Linked DNA regions of Homo sapiens: region 1 is linked to region 2. A link is an interaction called in ENCODE POLR2A ChIA-PET data of the cell type or tissue named here. Cell type or tissue: Panc1. All regions are shown on one strand. Links, peaks and the distances in the headings refer to the core of each region. The heading gives the core; the rest is flanking DNA. Region 1 overlaps ME3 (malic enzyme 3). Region 2 has its middle 51 kb from the start of PRSS23.

Region 1 (4,401 bases), core at 321-4,320, 92 kb after region 2:
TCCTTGAGTGATGTCTGTCTCTTCTACCTACCATCTTTGAAAGGTAGCTCTTTGCCTGCCATCTTGAAATAGGGTCTTGAATCAGCCTCAGTCAACTTAGGCAGAGGGCTTTTGAGTCTCTCCATAAAAAAACTTGAATATTAAAACAATGCAGATGAAGTGCTTTAATATTAAACAACGTATGTTGCAAACCTAAGCATCTGTTGAGGTAGCTCCTGCTGTCGCTCCTGTGTGTCCGTTTCTGATGACTGTGTGAGTTCCCAGTTGCCACCCTCCTTTTGAATTTTATGTATTTCTTTGCAGTAACATGATCTTGAAAACATTACACAAACTGACAGAAAGCTTAGCCTTCATGTCATACTCTCCTTTCTTATCTCTTTTATTTTTGGTCTATTCTAGGCAGTAGATTTTTTTTGACTGGTAAAATCACTTGAGGTCACAAGGACAGTGAATAGCAATGCAGTTGCTGTTGATGAAACAGGAGTAGAGATGGTTGGTGTAGAGAAAAACCTATTAATAGCCATTTTTAGAAACAGACTTTTAAATCCACCCATCAGAGCTGAAACATTTCCCCTGTTCTCACACTCCCAGAGCTGGCAGCAGCTTCTCCTCATGTCTGAGGAGCCTAGCCATGCTTGTGGGAGATGATGGCATGGGTGCCAGTGGGGCAGCTGGCCAGGTGGTGCCAGGAGCGAGGGCCTGCCAAGCAGAGGGGCAGTCCTGCCTCTGGTAACTGGCTTTGACTGCAGGACTGGAGGGTCCAAGCATCCTTAGCCACTCTCTTGTTAACTGAGCTATTCAATGTTCTGTGATCTACTACTGTCAACTGGACAGAGTCAGCTGCCTCCTCTGGGGCTCAAAATTACTGGCACAATCACATTAAAAATAATAACAATCACATATAATGCCTACTGTGCCAGTTACTCTTACAGGTGTGTTACATATATTATTTGCAAGCAGAGGAAAAATTGCAGGCTGAGTGCAGTGGCTCACACCTATAATCCCAGCATTTTGAGAGGCTGAGGCAGGTGGATCACTTGACCTCAGGAGTTCGAGACCAGGCTGGACAACATGATGAAACCCCATCTCTACTAAAAATACAAAAATTAGCTGGGCTGGTGACGCATGCCTGTAATCCTATCTACTCGGGTGGCTGAGGCAGGACAAATGCTTGAACTCGGGAGGTGGAGGTTGCAGTACGCCAAGATCGCGCCCTGCACTCCAGCCTGGGCGACAGCATGAGATTGTCTCAAAAAAAAAAAATTGTGAAGAAGGTAAACTTTGCCTACATCTCTCCCATCTCCTGTTTTCATGGCCTCTTCTTCCTTAAAGACCGCCTCATATATGAGGCATATCCTGAGGTTCTTCATGGTACCCCTAAGATGCTGAGGGTTGCCAACCTAAGAAGAGCTATTCATCTTACATTATCCTGCTTCCTGTCCTAGAACTCATGTCTTCTTTACTTGCATCCCTGAATCCCTGTCCATCCATCCATCCACCCAATGTTTACTGAGCACCTGCTATCTTCTAGGCACTGTGAGGTATTGAGAATAACATCATAAGCTTGCCAGCTATGATTCTTCTTATTGCTGAGTGTACAATCTAGTGAGAAAGACAGATAATAAATAAGTGAACGAACAACATTATAAAGATGGTTATTATTTTTTTTCTAAAGGAAAATGATACCTCAGGAGTCTTTCTTCTAGTTTGGTCACAAGTTAATACCATAGCAAGCATGTAATTGTGAACTGCAGGGCTGCATTATCTTTTTTTTATTATTATACTGAAGTTCTGGGATACACGTGCAGAATGTGCAGGTTTATTACATAGGTATAAACGTGCCATGGTGGTTTCCTGCACCCATCAACCCATCATTTACATTAGCTATTTCTGGTAATGCTATCCCTCCCCTTGCCCCACACCCCCTCCTACAGGCCCCAATGTATGATGTTCCCCTCCTTGTGTCCATGTGTTCTCATTGTTCAACTCCCACTTATGAATGAGAACATGTGGTGTTTGGTTTGCTGTTCCTGTGTTAGTCTGCTGAGAATGATGGCTTCCAGCTTCATCCATGTCCCTGCAAAGGACACAATCTCATTCTTTTTTATGGCTGCATAGTATTCCATGGTGTATATGTGCCACATTTTCTGTATCCAGCCTATCATTGATGGGCATTTGGGTTGGTTCCAAGTCTTTGCTATTGTGAATAGTGCTGCAATAAACATACATGTGCATGTGTCTTTATAGCAGAATGATTTATAATCCTTTGAGTATATACCCAGTAATGGGATTGCTGGGTCAAACGGTATTTCTAATTCTAGATCCTTGAGGAATCCCCACACTGTCTTCCACAATGGTTAAATTAATTTGCACTCCCACCAACAGTATAAAAGCGTTCCTATTTCTCCACATCCTCTCCAGCATCTGTTGTTTCCTGACTTTCTAATGATTGCCATTCTAACTGGCATGGGATGATACCTCATTGTAGTTTTACTTTGCATTGCTCTAATGACCACTGATCATGAGCTTTTTTTTTTTCATATGTTTATCAGCCGCATTAGTGTCTTCTTTAGAGAAGTGTCTGTTCATATCCTTTACCCACTTTTTGATGGGGTTATTTGCTTTTCTCTTGTAAATTTTTTTTATTATTATACTTTAAGTTTTAGGGTACATGTGCACAACGTGCAGGTTTGTTACATATGTATACATGTGCCATGTTGGTGTGCTGCACCCATTAACTCATCATTTAACATTAGGTATATCTCCTAATGCTATCTCTCCCCCCTCCCCCCACCCCAAAACAGGCCTTGGTGTGTGATGTTCCCCTTCCTGTGTCCATGTGTTCTCATTGTTCAGTTCCCACCTTTGAGTGAGAACATGAAGTGTTTGGTTTTTTGTCCTTGCGATGGTTTGCTGAGAATGATGGTTCCCAGTTTGATCTATGTCCCTATAAAGGACATGAACTCATCATTTTTATGGCTGCATAGCATTCCATGGTGTATATGTGCCACATTTTCTTAATCCAGTCTATCATTGTTGGACATTTGGGTTGGTTCCAAGTCTTTGCTATTGTGAATAGTGCCACAATAAACATATGTGTGCATGTGTCTTTATAGCAGCATGATTTATAATCTTTTGGGTATATATCCAGTAATGGGATGGCTGGGTCAAATGGTATTTCTAGTTCTAGATCCCTGAGGAATCGCCACACTGACTTCCACAATGGTTGAACTAGTTTACAGTCCCACCAACAGTGTAAAAGTGTTCCTATTTCTCCACATCCTCTCCAGCACCTGTTGTTTCCTGACTTTTGAATGATTGCCATTCTAACTGGTGTGAGATGGTATCTCATTGTGGTTTTGATTTGCATTTCTCTGATGGCCAGTGATGGTGAGCATTTTTTCATGTGTCTTTTGGCTGCATAAATGTCTTCTTTTGAGAAGTGTCTGTTCATGTCCTTGGCCCACTTTTTGATGGGGTTGTTTGTTTTTTTCTTGTAAATTTGTTTGAGTTCTTTGTAGATTCCGGATATTAGCCCTTTGTCAGATGAGTAGGTTGCGAAAATTTTCTCCCATTTTGTAGGTTGCCTGTTCACTCTGATGGTAGTTTCTTTTGCTGTGCAGAAGCTCTTTAGTTTAATTAGATTCCATTTGTCAATTTTGTCTTTTGTTGCCACTGCTTTTGGTGTTTTAGACATGAAGTCCTTGCCCATGCCTATGTCCTGAATGGTAATGCCTAGGTTTTCTTCTAGGGTTTTTATGGTTTTAGGTCTAACGTTTAAGTCTTTAATCCATCTTGAATTAATTTTTGTATAAGGTATAAGGAAGCGATCCAGTTTCAGCTTTCTACATATGGCTAGCCAGTTTTCCCAGCACCATTTATTAAATAGGGAATCCTTTCCCCATTGCTTGTTTTTCTCAGGTTTGTCAAAGATCAGATAATTGTAGATACGTGGCGTTATTTCTGAGGGCTCTGTTCTGTTCCATTGATCTATATCTCTCTTTTGGTACCAGTACCATGCTGTTTTGGTTACTGTAGCCTTGTAGTATAGTTTGAAGTCAGGTAGCGTGATGCCTCCAGCTTTGTTCTTTTGGCTTAGGATTGACTTGGCGATGCAGGCTCTTTTTTGGTTCCATATGAACTTTAAAGTAGTTTTTTCCAATTCTGTGAAGAAAGTCATTGGTAGCTTGATGGGGATAGCATTGAATCTATAAATTACCTTGGACAGTGTGGCCATTTTCACGATATTGATTCTTCCTGCCCATGAGCATAGAATCTTCTTCCATTTGTTTGTATCCTCTTTTATTTCATTGAGCAGTGGTTTGTAGTTCTCCTTGAAGAGGTCTTTCACATCCCTTGTAAGTTGGATTCCTAGGTATTTTATTCTCTTTGAAGCAATTG
Region 2 (4,401 bases), core at 248-4,247:
CCTGCTCCAATTGAGACTCAGCTGAGACTGCAGCCCCAGTTGACACCTTGATTGCAGCTTCATAAGATCCTGAATCAGGGAATCCATCTCAGCTGTGCCTAGACTCCTAACCCGTAGAAATGGTGAGATAATAAGTATGTATTGTTTTCAGCTGCTAAGCTTGTGGTAAAATTGTCATGCAGCAATAGAACATGAACACACAAGGTTACAGAGACTGAAGAGTACCAGGCAGTTGTGGCGACATGTGTGACGGCAGCAGCAGCAGCAGCCTCCTGACATGGGCTGTAGCCATGGTGGACTGAATGTCCTTGAACTCAAAAGTCCAGCGGTGGCCCTCAACATTCACTCTTCCATACCTTTCGACAATTTTATATTTATCAATTCTCTGCATCAAATCCCTTTCTTCTTGAATTACCCAAAGTGATTTATATTTCCTGTACTGAATCTTAGTTTATATCCTCATCCTGCTTCAAAGCCATGGTTCATCTATCCCAATATTTAATCCTGCTGATTACCCAAAACATTTTAAGCAAAAACAGAGTAGTTTCTTTTCAAAATATCAGGTAGAAAGGAAATGATAGTCATTAAGCAATGCTATTTCTTTGAATAGCCACAACAACCCTTTAAGGAAGGTAATACAAATCCCATTTTATAGAGGAGAAGACTGAAGCTCAGACCTCATTTGGTTCTTTAAAATCACACATCTTGTGAGTAGCACATAGGGGTGTAATTCTAGGTCTAACAGACAACTGACTGCACATTCTTCCCACTACCCCATTCCATTAAGGACATCTGCGTTGCTATATGTCTTTTCACTCATTCATTCCTTAAATTTCTATTGCATTTCTGCCATGATGGATGCAGGCACAGAATGCTGAGTATACAGTGAAGAGGGACATCAAATCCTCAAGTGTACAGTGAAGAGGGATACCAAAGCAGATTTTAGGACAAAGGGGCTCATAGTGGTGGCTGACACAGCTCCAGGAACTCTAGAACAGTGCTGCCAGGCAGGGACACTGGCAGAAATGCTCACATGCCTCAGCGAGACCTCAGGCAGCCTTGAGCAGACACAGAGCTGACCCCAGTGATGCTCTGTTCACACTACCAAGCCACGATGCAGTTCCCAGAGGCCCCTCACTCCTTCTCCAAAGCTGCCAGCTGTCAAGCTCCAGCAGGCCATAGGCTTGTTTTATTTAGTGTTGGCTCTTTGAAATAAATGTGCTTCTCATTAATTAAGTTTTTCAAAAATGAAATTGAAAACCTTTGATTTACTTTAAAGACAGATCTGGCTAACCCATTAAAGCTTACTCAGCTCTGCTATTAGGAAAGAAAAAGAGGTTTGAGAATTCAAATCTCTGGCAGAGCTTAAAGTAGGTAGAATGCCAAAATAGCTCAGCTTTAAGAATCTATTTTTTTAAGTCCTATAATACTCAATTTTCTCATCAGAAAAATGGGATAACAATAATTCCTACCTGACAATATGATTGTGTGTGGACTAAATAAGGTAATATGAATGTTCCTGCCTATGGTGTGCCTCCCTTGGAAATATTCCATGCCCTTCTCCTTCACTCTATCATGGGCTGCAGGGGGCATCTCTCAGCTCCTGTTTCAGCTCTTCCCCCTGCGTGTGGTCAACAGGAGGCACTGGTGGGCAATAGTAGGGTGGAGGATTGTAGAGTGGGAGGCAGGGAGCAGCAGAGTATTACTCCTCCTCCCTTCTGATGAAATCTCTAGCAGCCACTGCCTCTCCTTCATGGGGCCATCTTCTTGGAGGGATGTCCTCCATGGTCTGGTTCGGCAAGTAAACCCAGCACACTTGCCCAAAGAACACCATGCTACCACCTCCCTTTCTTCCTCTGCCTAGGGTGCCAGCGGCTTCTGGGCAGCCTCATCACTGCTTCTTTGGCGTCTCCCATCTTCCATCTCTCCTTTAGCCATTTTCTGGGTTTTGTTTGTTTGTTTTGAGACAGAGTCTCACTTTGTCACCCAGGCTGGAGTGCAGTGGCGCGATCTCGGCTCACTGCAACCTCTGCCTCCAGGGTTCAAGTGATTCCCCTGCCTCAACTCCTGAGTAGCTGGGATTACAGGTGCCTGCCACCATGCCTGGCTAATTTTTGTATTTTCAATAGAGAGGATTTCACCATGTTGGCCAGGCTGGTCTCGAACTCCTGACCTCAAGCAATCCACCCACCTCAGCCTCCCAAAGTGCTGGGATTATAAGCATGAGCCAACATGCCCAGCCCATTTTCTGGTATTAAATTCTCTGTTTTAAGTACTTAAAGACAGTTCTGTTTTCCTTGCTGGACCCTGTCTGCTGCATTGAGCGAAATGCACTTGCCTGGTGGGATTTATTTTCTCAGTGAATGATTAGGCAAGATAGCAGGCAAAAGAAAGGGGGTAAAGATTAGAATATGAAGATTGCTTAGAGACAGTGTGGCTTCATAGTCTGGTGTTTGGTGAACAGGTGTTCAATAAAGGAAAGCTATGATGAAGAGGATTGGTCCCCTTCTGCTTACGAAGAATAGAATGAGAAAAATGCTTTTGAGTAGGATAGAAGGGTAGAGAGACCTCATGTTTCTGTTGGCTATTAGCAGCCCTGTCCAATGCCTGGAGCCTGGTTCTGGGTGCTGGGAAGAGCTGACCTCAGCCAGTGAGCACCCAGGCTGTGATCACTGAGCTGTCTGGAAGGGCTGGTCCCTCCACACACAGTGTACCCCTAATGAAAAGCAGATTTTTCCACCCCCACAATTGGGGTGAGATCTCCTCCTCCTCACCCTAAGAACAGAGGAAGAATGTTCCAAGAATATTTGCCATAGCTATTCAACCAAGATCTCGTTTTCACATTCCTGTTGACAGCTTTCCAGCCCTGGGCTAGTCTGTTGTTTTCGTCCTGTGGCCACCCGACTTCCATTCCCAGCACAACCCAAGTCAGAGGCACCCAGAATGACCCCCATCTCCACAGCAGTAAGCGCTTGGCAGTCTATGCCACTGGGAAGGAAACTGTTCCTGGCCTGAGCTTGTGCTGTGAAAGGGGAAGGGGAGGTGAGTTAGCGCATCTTTATAACCAAGTGCCCAGGATGGTGTTTGGCACACTGGGAAGGAAAAAGTATAAACAGTCCCATGATGTAGTCTCTGAAATAAGCTTCCCTCTCTGGTATCTGAATACCACCTCTCTGTTATCTGAATACCACTAAACTGCCTGCGCAATGACTGTGCCAGTCACCTTACATACACTATTGCTTAACCTCATAACCACCCTATAAGGTGGGGTTTTCGAGTCCATTTTACAGACAATGGAACGGAGGCTCAGAGAGGTCACATCTTTCAGGTTCCAAAACCTGCATTATTTTAACAATTCCATACCACCTCCCTGACATTTTTGTGGCCAAATACTCTGGGCTGGGCCTGGTGTCTCACACCTGTAATCCCAGCACTTTGGGTGACTGAAGCAAGTGGATTGCTTTGAGCCTGGGAGTTTGAGACCAGCCTGGCCAACATGGCGAAACCCCGTCTCTACAGAAAATACAAAAATCAGCTGGGCATGGTGGCAGGCACCTGTAATCTCAGCTACTCAGGAGGTTGAGGCAGGAGAATTGCTTGAACCTGGGAGGGAGAGGTTTCAGTGAGCTGAAATTGCACCACTGCACTCCAGCCTGGGTGACAGAGTGAGACTCTGTCTCAAAAAAAAAAAAAAAAAAAAAAAAGGGAATACTCTGTGCAGACACATCACATACTTTGAAGCTGCTCTCATCAAAAGCTTGGGTGGACCCCAGTTGACAGAGCAAAAGAAAGAATGTCTCTGAGCCCAATGGAATCCACTGCAGTCACTCCCCAGGGTCTCTCCTACAACTGTAAATCTAAATGCCAGCCATTCCCTGAGAAACCAGAAGCCAACCGCAGAGATCATGAGCTCGATGGAGAGAAGGTTCACATGGATATGCTTACCACCACCCTGAGATTGCAGTTGTGGGTGCCTTAATGGCTGGGTGAGAACCAGGTTTTTGTTTTTGAGACCAGTTACCATTATACTGAACAACCATTACAGTAAAAGAAACCTAAAGAACTAAGCAACAGCCAATAAATATCTATCTGATGAACATTGTCTCCAACTTTCCATTTCTATAGTCTGAAAATTCAGTCATTGCAAAGGCAATCACATTTAAGCGTAGTACTCGAATCTTTAGGGCACTGAGCCTCCACCTATGTCAATGTAGGAGACTGGTCTTTCACAGAAACTCATCCCAAACATTTCTGAGAAGCCCCAGGGATGCTTTCAGGTGTCCAAGAAGCAGTGCTGGTGGTTTCTTGCCAGGTGTAGCAGCTGCTGCCTGAGGCTGCATGCTGCTACCACTCTAATGAAGAGAGTGAGTTTCTTACATGTCACGCTCAGTGAGGGGTTCA

The links. Peaks named below come from ENCODE experiments on the same cell type or tissue, not always from the same donor. Only the 100,000 strongest peaks of a DNase experiment are listed, where the experiment ranks them.
Region 1: POLR2A ChIA-PET joins it to region 2 with 5 read pairs; 3 of 35 experiments call an interaction of 5 or more read pairs at or near these places.

Annotation. Positions count from the first base shown.
Region 1 is chr11:86,654,995-86,659,395 of GRCh38, reverse strand. All of the region lies in intron 2 of ME3 (malic enzyme 3), which reads left to right. Among named protein-coding and RNA genes, the nearest start is that of ME3, 15 kb to the left of the region's middle. In Panc1, for the core only: no CTCF peak of the experiment used is centred there; no DNase peak of the experiment used is centred there; H3K27ac peaks cover 571 bases.
Region 2 is chr11:86,746,875-86,751,275 of GRCh38, reverse strand. No RefSeq gene overlaps it. Among named protein-coding and RNA genes, the nearest start is that of PRSS23, 51 kb to the left of the region's middle. In Panc1, for the core only: a CTCF peak has its summit at 1,625 (motif pointing right); no DNase peak of the experiment used is centred there; H3K27ac peaks cover 3,535 bases.